Linked DNA regions of Homo sapiens: region 1 is linked to region 2. A link is an interaction called in ENCODE POLR2A ChIA-PET data of the cell type or tissue named here. Cell type or tissue: A673. All regions are shown on one strand. Each heading gives the region's core, and the rest is flanking DNA. Links, peaks and the distances in the headings are about the cores only.

Region 1 (6,375 bases), core at 1,164-5,163, 350 kb after region 2:
CCTGTGTCTACCTCTAAGTTAGCCCCCAGGAACCCTGTACCCAGAGTTCCATTATCCTTACTCCCCTCATCTATCATGCCTTCCCCAAGAGTGGCAGGATACCCTTAGGAAAGCTCATGGTACACGAAGCCTGAATGCCTACCAAGAGGGTTTTTATTGGGCCCAATTCCTTGTCTAAGAAAACAATCAGGAGTTGCAATAGTACTATAGTATTTACTTACATATTGCATACTTATTAAGTACTGTGAGACAACGTAGCAAATGTAAGAAGCCACGTTTACTCACTTCTGGTTGTCAGCATAATTTCACAAAGTCCCTGACTCTGTGACAATGTGCAGCTCTCTGGAAAGATGCTTTGAAGACAATACAGGATAGAGCACATGGCCCCCACTATCAGAACAGTTCAACTGAACCTCTCTAAAGGGCTGCTCTCAGGCTATAGGCCTCCGACTGTAGTCTTCAGTAAGGCTTCTAAATAAAATTAACACCTTTAATTCTTTTTTTTTTTTTTTTTTTTTTTTTTTTTGAGACGGAGTCTCGCTCTGTCGCCCAGGCTGGAGTGCAGTGGCGCGATCTCGGCTCACTGCAAGCTCCGCCTCCCGGGTTCACGCCATTCTCCTGCCTCAGCCTCCCGCGCAGCTGGGACTACAGGCGCCCGCCACCACGCCCGGCTAATTTTTTTGTGTTTTTTAGTAGAGACGGGGTTTCACTGTGTTAGCCAGGATGACCTTTAATTCTTTAAAAACTTATTTTTTTGGCCGGGCATGGTGGCTCACTCCTGTAATCCCAGCATTTTAGGAGGCCAAGGCAGGTAGGACACCTGAGGTCAGGAGTTTGAGACCAGCCTGGCCAACATGGTGAAACCCCGTCTCTACTAAAAATACAAAAATTAGCCAGGCGTGGTGGTGGGCGCCTGTAATCCAAATACTCAGGAGGCTGAGGAAGGAGAATTGCTTGAACCCAGAAAGGCGGAGGTTGCGGTGAGCTGAGATCGCGCCACTGTACTCCAGCCTGGGTGACAGAGTGAGACTCTGTCTCAAAAAAAACAAAAATAAAAACAAAAACTTTTTTTTTTCTTTAGTCAACAGTACCTATGGTCTAACACCATGAAGGACTCCAGTGGCAGGGAGTGATTCCAGCTGCAGAGACCACATAGCTAACTCAGGCTGTAAGAGTCAGTATCCTCAAATGAGGCGGCACTCAACAGAGAATTGTTTAGTTCTTTTGAATGAATATATTTAGGATTAATTCCCTTCCAGTAAAAAATTGGTTTCGAATCATTAAGCTTAGTATATTTTGTTAACCTGCAGCAGAATATATACTAGGATTAGAAAAATTTGTTAAGCAGATGGCTTAATTTTCGGGTTCTTATCCACACCTTCCTGCTTTTTTCTTCTCCTTTCAGGACTAATTTTTCTTCTCTTGTGGTCTCAAATCCTGTCTCACCAGAGACAAGAGTTCTTGCAGAAATTCACCTTGACTAAGGAGCTAGATACTCAATTTATTTGCTGGTCCTTGGAACATTTGCATTTTAAAGACAGGGTGGTAACGGTGATCAAATGTATGTGCTTTCTCCCGGACACAAATAAATATCCCAGTTCATCGGTGGCTGATCATTCCTGCTAGTCCCTAATGTGTTTTCCCCCTTTATTCCTTTAATTTCAAGATAATAATAATAATAAGAAAAATTATTTTTCCTTCTTCATTTTCTTCTATTAGTTGGCCTGCCTAAACATTTCTCATTAGTTTTCATATCAATTTATCATACCACATACCCATTCTAACTTGATTTTGACCTTACCTTGTGCTTGGATTTTTGGTGAACCCAGTATTCACAAAAACTGGGCAGAGACATGAGGTTTTGATACCAGTTTTTCCCAAGGCCTGAAGTTCTGATGTCAGACCTCTGTGAAAGCCAACAGCGGCAAATTTGCTGGAACTGTAAGAGAATTATTAAGCATTGTTAGCTAAGGGAGAGTGAAACCAATCCTCAGCTTTCTGTGAGAAGGCGGTATCATTTGGCTTAAGAACAAGTGGAAGCCAAAAATCAGCCACTTGTGATTTTTCTGAGAGTATAAATGGCAATTCATTTTCATTTTCTTACATGATTAAGCAGAATTGTGAACGTATCTCATTTCTTAAACAACAATGATAACAAAAGAACAAAAATAACTCTATTGATTGGCTTAATGTTCAGTTTTCCATCCTACATGTAAGGTTTTTCCATTGAATCTTCAAACTGTTTTCTAATCAGTTTTTATTGCTGCTTTTATTTTGAAAAATATGAATCAGGAAAAATACATTTAGAAATTCTACAAAACTGGTATCTGTGTTGACAGACTTCTGTAGGACTCTGCTCATTTCTCCTCTCTCTCTCAATAACTGAGTTATTCTCTTGACAATGGTTGATAGTTTTTCTCTTGACAATGGTTGCCACTTTGGCCTCTTAATTTTATTATGAGGATCTGGAGAAGAGTTTACAGGAAAGGATATTTGGCAAATACAGCAGTACATCCTTAACGCCTCTCACCTCCTTCCCTTTATGTCTTTGGTGGTGCATGGAGTGTGGTATCTGCAACTTTTAGTCAGGTAGAGTCGTTTTCTCTCTCTCTCTCTCTCTCACACACACACACACACACACACACACACTTTCATGGCACAAGCACACTGTAAAATGTTTTGATCCAGGGACCACTCTGATTGTCTTATCTTGGGCACCAAGGCCATGACATAGACATGTGTTCATTTTAGCTTCTGTAGGTTTTGCTTCTCAGTCTGTGGGGTTTCTGTTTCTTATTCCAGGAAACAATGGAAACATGCTTGGCATTACTGTTTTCTCTCATTGTTCTACAGAGGAGTTTGCAGAAATCTAAAAATATCTTAAATATAATTACAACCTGGTTTCATTGTTTTAGAAAAAGTCATTTAAAAAATCATTCTAAACTACTATAAATTTAAATTCTGTAAATCCAAATCACTCTGCTCTCAGCATTGTAATCTTGAGGCAGGAGAACAGGGTCTGGAGGCAGGGAACATAAGGCCGATTCATGCTGACTTCCTAGAACTAAATCAAATGGAAACACTCCAGCTATGACAGGAAATATCCTCTCCATTTACATATGGTGTACACTGAGTAAACGACTCTGTAACTTTAATTCATCCTCTTCATTTACATAGGGCGTACACCAAGTAACCAGTGGAAACCTCTAGGGGGTATTTAAACCCCAGAAAATTCTGTAATTGGCTCTTGAGCCCCTGTGCTTGGGCCCACTCCCACCCTGTAAAGCGTACTTTCATTTTCAATAAATCTCTGCTTTTGTTGCTTCATTCTTTCCTGGCTTTGTTGGTGAGTTTTGTCCAATTCTTTGTTCAAGATGCCAAGAACCAGGACTCTCCAGTGGTAACAATTTGAAGTGTAATGCTCCCTTCAAAGTATAAAAATATATAACATGGCTGGCATGTGATACTTACCAATATGGGATGAGGTAAGGAATCCCTTCGTGGCCGCACACTGAAGCCACTGTGACGATGTGGCCATGATTTCTCTCCATCATCGATGGAAGAAGTGCTTTTGTGATCTTAAGGATCATTGCAGAAAGAAGAAAGACAATGACATAGACGTTAGGTTTCCAAATCAGGTAGTTTTATTTTTGTTAAGACAGAAAGGCATTTGAGAGAACTTATACAATGAAATAAAATACTTCCAAGCATTCCATGATTAATTCTTTACAAATGATAGAAATAAAGATACAAATTTATTGGTATGGTAAGCCCCATGCCAACACTAATCTCAGTACTCCCCCTCCTTCCCTTCAGAAGGAATCAAATAGATCCTTTTTTGGATATGTCATCTAAACAATATTAAGGGAAAAATTCAGAGTTTTCAGAACTAAAATTATTCCTTATGATAATTTGGTGTCATATAATTTTTTGGTTTGGGGCTTTATCATTCTAATTAAAAGAGTGAAATCTTGTGTAACTGTATTAAGACAGTTGAGTAGTGTAAGCTGAGAGTTCTACACCACACTAATGAATCATGATTGAATTCACTATCTCCCTATTTGTAATATTGTATATTATATGTTGATGTTACAGAAAACAAGTCTTTCTTTTTTTCCAAAAACCTCTTTTGTGAGAAACATCAATAAAATTTTATAAGAATTTAATAAATCCTATGCAAATTCATAGAACTAGAACTCCCAACCCAAGCTACCTCCAAATTCCCAACCCATAGAAACTGTGAGAGGATAGTGAACATACATTGTTGCTTTAAACCACTAAGTTTTGTATAATTTGTTATGCAGCTATAGGTAGCTAATGTATGAGGTCTCCGTGTAGTTTGGTGGGCATGGGAGCCAATTCACATATGTGAAGAGCTGGTAAAGGTAAGGGGGACACATCTCTTTTTTTTCTTCTTTCTTCTAGAATCCAGATCTGCCCTAGATTCTACACTAATATTGAGGCACTGGAAGATTAATCATAAAAATTTCTATACAAAGGCAGTTGAAGTTGATATTTCCATCTCCCACAAAACTAACCAATTATATGAGGTCTGTATAGCTGCATTTCTCAGTTCCAGCACCCCATGGATCTAGAACACTTGCCTCAGAGTCTCGTCCAAAAGTGTCCTCGATCCTATATACATCCAAGTAATTACTTCTGATGTCCTTTCCATTCTAAAATTCCACAAAATGAGGACACATTACAAAATCATGGTGTGGAGGGAAAAAAATGAAGTCACAAGTGACAGCATTGAAAAGATGTACACTGACAACCCTTAACAAACCTCCACAAACATTTGTTGAGCTCCTGGTACATGCCAAGCTTTGTGTCAGATACTGGTGGACAAGACAGACCAAGTAGCTTACATTCTGGTGTGTTGTGTCCACTTGAATTCTGTGTCCTTGTGTCAGAGACTCTGTGGCTCTTCTACTCAAACAAATTTAATGATTCTTGATTAAGGCAAAGATCTGGCCAGTTTCCTGTCCAGAAGTATGTGAACTCCGTTATAAGTTTCATGTATCTTAAGAGAAGGTGCACAAATCAGAAATGTTTCTGACTCACACTCACCCAAAAATGTCCTAGGATGTTGACCTCAAATGTCTTGGTAATCTCTTCATCCTTGGTGCTGAGAAGATCGGCTGGATATACTGTCCCAGCATTATTCACCACGATTGTTACATCACCCACTTCTTTCTTCACCTTTTGAAATTGAAAGAACACTTTCACTGGGTGTATTATTCAAACTCAAAGTTTTGGGACCAATATAATCCAAAGATGAGAGTCTTTCTTCTATTGTATGAGGTCTCTCAGAGTTCAGGCAAGACAGACTGTTGAGCTCAAATCGTGGAGGCCAAGGGAACACTGTCATAAAGGTGGGATAAACTGTTCTTTTAACATCTAAATTTCAGTACCCAGCACATCATGTTTTGCAAGTTTATCAGTAAAGTGAAATTAACATTTATGTTGATAAATTCCTATATAAATTCTGACCAAATATTTTTAAAGTGTTCATTTTTTAAAAATGTGTTTTTCTTTAAACTTTTTTTTTTTTTTTTTTTTTTTTTTTTAGAGATAGGGTCTCACTATGTTGCCTGGGCTGGTCTTGAACTCTTGGTCTCATGTGATCCTTCCACCTTGGCCTCACAAAGTGCTGGGATTACATGTGTGAACCACCGCACCTGGTCTAAAGTGCTGGTTGAGAAATCCTGGTTTCATAACCTAATAACTACATGACCTGGGTCTGGCTTAACCTCTCTGAGTCATAATTTGCTTATCTGTAAAATGAAGTTTACAGAGTTATTGTAGGGATTGAATTAAAAAATGTAAAGTTTGTTAGAGTGCTTAGTTCATTGTGATTATTTGGTATTTACTCTTTTAAAATAATTGTGATAATAATTATTAATATTACATTTTCTACAGAAGACTACATTAACACCAAAATAAAATCTCACAAGGGAAATAATTAAAGAGAAGCTGGAATTACTGCAAAGTTAATAGGACTAAAACAAAACTAGGAAGTGATCCATATTCCCTGATGATAAATCTTTTGTCAGTCACTCTGTGCCACTGCTCACACTTCTGATCAGAATGAAATTGATTAATAATATGAACAATAATAATGGGCAGAGCTGAGTGGATTACATACAAGAAAAAAAGTATATATCCTTCCTTGGTGACATAACTACTTCAGTTAGCAGCTAAAATCCAATTTAAATCAGGCAGTCATAAAGACCTTTCTCATTTTCCACGTCAGCGTCCTAGGAAACAAAATAATCTGAAGAAATTTGTGAACCTGCAGTCTCACCTGATTTAGAGAGCGATAGATCTCTTCTCTGTTGCTGCAGTCTACCACATACGCATGCGCAGTGACGC
Region 2 (4,000 bases), core at 1-4,000:
GCTCCAAGATGGCTCACAGGAAAAAAAAAAAAATCATAGTATTACTAGGCTAATGGGCATTTTTGACTCCTTAAGAGTTACTTGGCTCAGTCTGCTGGTTGAGCCTTTAGGATTTGTTGATTGTAGCGTGTGGGCATCTTCCTCTACTTCTCCAGAGGTAAGCCATTATCCCCCATTCTAATTTAATCATTCCTCCTCTTCTGTTCCATAATAATTAGGAGAGACTTCCTTATATGGGGAAGTTTCCCATACATTCCTTTTGCTTCTCTAGTTAAAAACTTCCAGGGCACCATATCTCCTACACTTTAGAGTTTGATTCCCTTAGTGTGGTGTTCAAGCCCTTTATCCCCTGGGCCTCAGCTTGTTTTTCAAGTCTCATCTCCCATCACTACTGTCCTTCTACCAACCTTGGTGCCTTGCTTTATAGAAGATCTCTCAATTCCATATACAGGCTTTTGTCATTCAAGTACTGTGCCTTGGCATATACTATTCCTTCCTCCCATCCCTGCTTCATCAGTCCATCCCTTTGTCTGTCAGTGCTATCAGGGAAATACAGGGTTTTACAGGAACATGTAGGAGTAGTACCTCAGCATAGATTTGAGGACTAATCAGAGAAGACTTCTTGGAAGAGGCAGTTAGGCAGAACACTGATGTATGTTTAGAGTTGAAAAAATTGGGTGGAGGAGTGGATAAAAGAGAGATGTGTGTTCCAGATAAAGGAACCATACTTGTGAAGACTTGGGCGAAAAGAAAAAACAAAACAGAAGTAAACCGTAGGGCCCTTTTGAGGAACTGAATGAAGTTCACTGTAGCTGGAGCAGAGAGCACCAGGTCAGGAAGTGATCTGGTGAGCCATGCTAAGAAATTTGACCATGTATTTAGGGTAATGGGAAGCCATCAAACTATTTTAAATATGTTAGTGGTTTAATATGATTTTAAAAGGTCGCTTGTCAAATGGAGAATGGAGTTTAGTGGGACATGGGCAGGAGCAGAAGCAAAGCAACCCATTGTGGGGATATGAAGTAAGTAGTGCATGGGAGAGCTGAAGAGAATCCAGTGGGCTCTGGATGATTTTTTTTTTTTTGTAAACAATGAGAAAAGATAGGTAGGTTGGATGCATGAAACAGAAGACTCAAGAACAATTCTTAATCATTGGTTTTGTCACTGGGAGATGCTGAAAGATGGGAAAGACTGAGAGTGGTACAAGTTCCTTTTTGAGTAGTCCAGGTTTGAAATGCCTGTGAAAATCCTGGCAAGTGGAGATGTTAAGTGGGCAATTGGTTCTCTAAGTCTAGAGTTCATTGGGGAAGGTCTGGGCTTAAGACACAATTTATTCAGTAGAAAATGAATCACAGTTGTGCATGAGATTTCCCAACAGATGAGAGTGCTCAGGAACTTGAACTACGTAGCAACTTAGTGGGAACTAAGTAGCAGAGAAGGCTTAGTAAGGAGGTTGAGATGGAGCTGATAAAGAAGCTGACAAAACCCAGGAGAGTGCTCTCTTGGCCAAGGGAAGAGCAGGTGGGGAGAAGAGGTTCAGAACATCAAATGCTGTTAAACTGTGGATTCAGTCACCTCTTCCGTGAAACCTCCTCTCTTACCCTCAGGCAGTAATGGTCTCCCATTTCTCAAAGATACAACCTTTTATTATGGCATTTAAATTGTTTTTGTTTTTATCTTCCTTACAAGATTCTGTCATTGGACAGCTGATTATGAGCTAGCAGACACAGTAGAAATTCAATCAATTAATACATTAAATAATTTATAGAAGAATGATTATTGGCCTCTGCCACCAAGAAATGGTTATGTCTTCTTAGTGATTTGCCTGCTTTTTGTCTCCCTGGATTTAGGATGTAGTTTTGAAAATAACATTGACGTTCCTTCATAGACGTTCGTACAGTTTTCAGTATTCACAATGGCAGAAGTATGATATTTCGACTGTGCCCTATTTTTATGCTGGGCAAGGACCTCAAGAACAAAACTCCTGTGACCTTACATAGGGGTCTTACACTGAAGGAGTATGGGAAATAGCAACTCTTGTAAAAATAAGCTGGTCAGTGGGTGGTAGGTAAGCTGAGGGAAAAGATTTATGAGCAACATCCTGTTCTGGGATCACTGCTGGGGACGGAAGAGGGGGAGAAACTGCTATATAAATCACGAAGGCAGCTCAGGAAATAAAGTCTGCCATTGGAGGGTCTCAGGGGGACCCTTCTTGGATATCTTTTGCATAACACATGGGTGAAGGAGAATCAACAGGTGTCACTTTTCTCAGCCCATGTGGGGGGTTGGTGCTGGGTTGGGATAATTCATCTTTCATAAGGGAAAAAAGGAGCAGAAGATGACAGAGTGAGATGGCACAGTGGGCCCCAGAGTCATCTCTAGTTTTGTAATTGCTTGCTGGATTGTGAAGAAAAAAGGAGAGAGAAGGGGCCATTTTGTAGGAGCAGAAGATTGTGTTCATTGGTCTTAGGTCTCACGTGGTAGCCTCTCCACGGAGCGCCTCCTTGTTCCTTCAGGAATCTGCATCAGCTTCTGCTCAGTTCAGGATGTGTAGGTGACATCCTGTCTTGACCAGAGGGTGCATTTGGCTTGAGACTTTTTTTCTTTTCAAATGAAAGACAGTTGAGTCCAGGCGTGGTGGCTCACGCCTGTAATCCCAGCACTTTGGGAGGCTGAGGCAGGCGGATCATGAGGTCAGGAGATCAAGACCCATCCTGGCTAACATGGTGAAACCTTGTCTCTACTAAAAACACAAAAAATTAGCTTGGCGTGGTGGCACGTGCCTGTAGTCCCAGCTACTCAGGAGGCTGAGGCAGGAGAATTGCTTGAACCCAGGAGGCAGAGGTTGCAGTGAGCTGAGATTGTGCCACTGCACTCCAGCCTGGGCAACAGAGCGAGCTTCCATCTCAAAAACAGAACAAAACAAAAAACAGTTGAATCGGTTTATCAATAGGGGATTAGATTCTATGTTATGATGTACCTACAAAATAGAAATGAAATAGTTGTTAAAAAAAAAAAGGGTAAGATAGGCCCGGCGTGGTGGCTCACGCCTGTAATCCCAGCACTTAGGGAGGCCGAGGCAGGCGGATCACGAGGTCGGGAGATCGAGACCATCCTGGCTAACACGGTGAAACCCCGTCTCTACTAACAATACAAAAAATGAGCTGGGCGCCGGGGCGGGTGCCTATAGTCCCAGCTACTCGGGAGGCTGAGGCGGAAGAATGGCGTGAACCCGGGAGGCGGAGCTTGCAGTGAGCCGAGATAGCACCACTGCACTCTGGCCTGGGCGGAAGAGCGAGACTCCGTCTCAAAAAAAAAAAAAAAAAAGGTAAGATAGTTTATATGTGCATCAAGATTGCATGATATAGTATACAAATTACAGAACAGAATCAAAGATATCTTATTTTTGTGGGTAGGAAGCTAGAGCTATATCTACCTAGATAAACACATTCATAGAACAGGTCTGAAAGGGGGTGCACCAACTCCAGCAACATGAATCTTTTGGGGGAATATAATTATTTAGTTTTTTTAATGTTATAACTTTTAAAAAATTATACGTGGAAGGGTAATATTTGTTGTTTGTTCTTTTCCCATAATGTGCATATATCAATTTTATAGTTTAAGATATTAAAGTGGGCCAGGCATAGTGGCTCACACTTGTAATCCCAGCACTTTGGGAAGCCAAGGCAGCAGGATTGCTTGAGGTGAAGAGTTCCAGACCAGCGTGGGTAACATGGCAAGGCAAGACCTCGTCTCTACAACAACAACAACAAAGATACTAAAGTGGAAACACTTCCTAGAATGTTATTTGAAAAAATGAAGGAATGAGTCCCCATCCTGCTACCTCCTTAAGAAGATAAAAATGTTGCTCCTTTACTTAAGGGTACATATTTTTATTTTTAGTTAAAAATATTTGGAGCGCTTGTTGCATTCTAGGTATTGTTCTATGTAGGGAGGATGCAGTAGCAAAACAAGACAAAGGAGATCCTGCTTTCCTGGA

What was found. ChIA-PET counts read pairs that join two places held together with the same protein. Peaks named below come from ENCODE experiments on the same cell type or tissue, not always from the same donor. Only the 100,000 strongest peaks of a DNase experiment are listed, where the experiment ranks them.
Region 1: POLR2A ChIA-PET joins it to region 2 with 7 read pairs; 1 of 35 experiments calls an interaction of 5 or more read pairs at or near these places.

What each region holds. Positions count from the first base shown.
Region 1 is chr4:87,312,022-87,318,396 of GRCh38, forward strand. HSD17B13 (hydroxysteroid 17-beta dehydrogenase 13) reads right to left here. Exons shown (of 7, transcript NM_178135.5): 2 at 6,308-6,375; 3 at 5,071-5,202; 4 at 3,472-3,578; 5 at 1,802-1,939. Among named protein-coding and RNA genes, the nearest start is that of HSD17B13, 7.7 kb to the right of the region's middle. RefSeq lists an enhancer at 5,556-5,850. In A673, for the core only: no CTCF peak of the experiment used is centred there; no DNase peak of the experiment used is centred there; H3K27ac peaks cover 323 bases.
Region 2 is chr4:86,966,571-86,970,570 of GRCh38, forward strand. All of the region lies in intron 2 of AFF1 (ALF transcription elongation factor 1), which reads left to right. Among named protein-coding and RNA genes, the nearest start is that of AFF1, 34 kb to the left of the region's middle. In A673, for the core only: no CTCF peak of the experiment used is centred there; DNase peaks (open chromatin) are centred at 1,371 and 2,221; H3K27ac peaks cover 4,000 bases.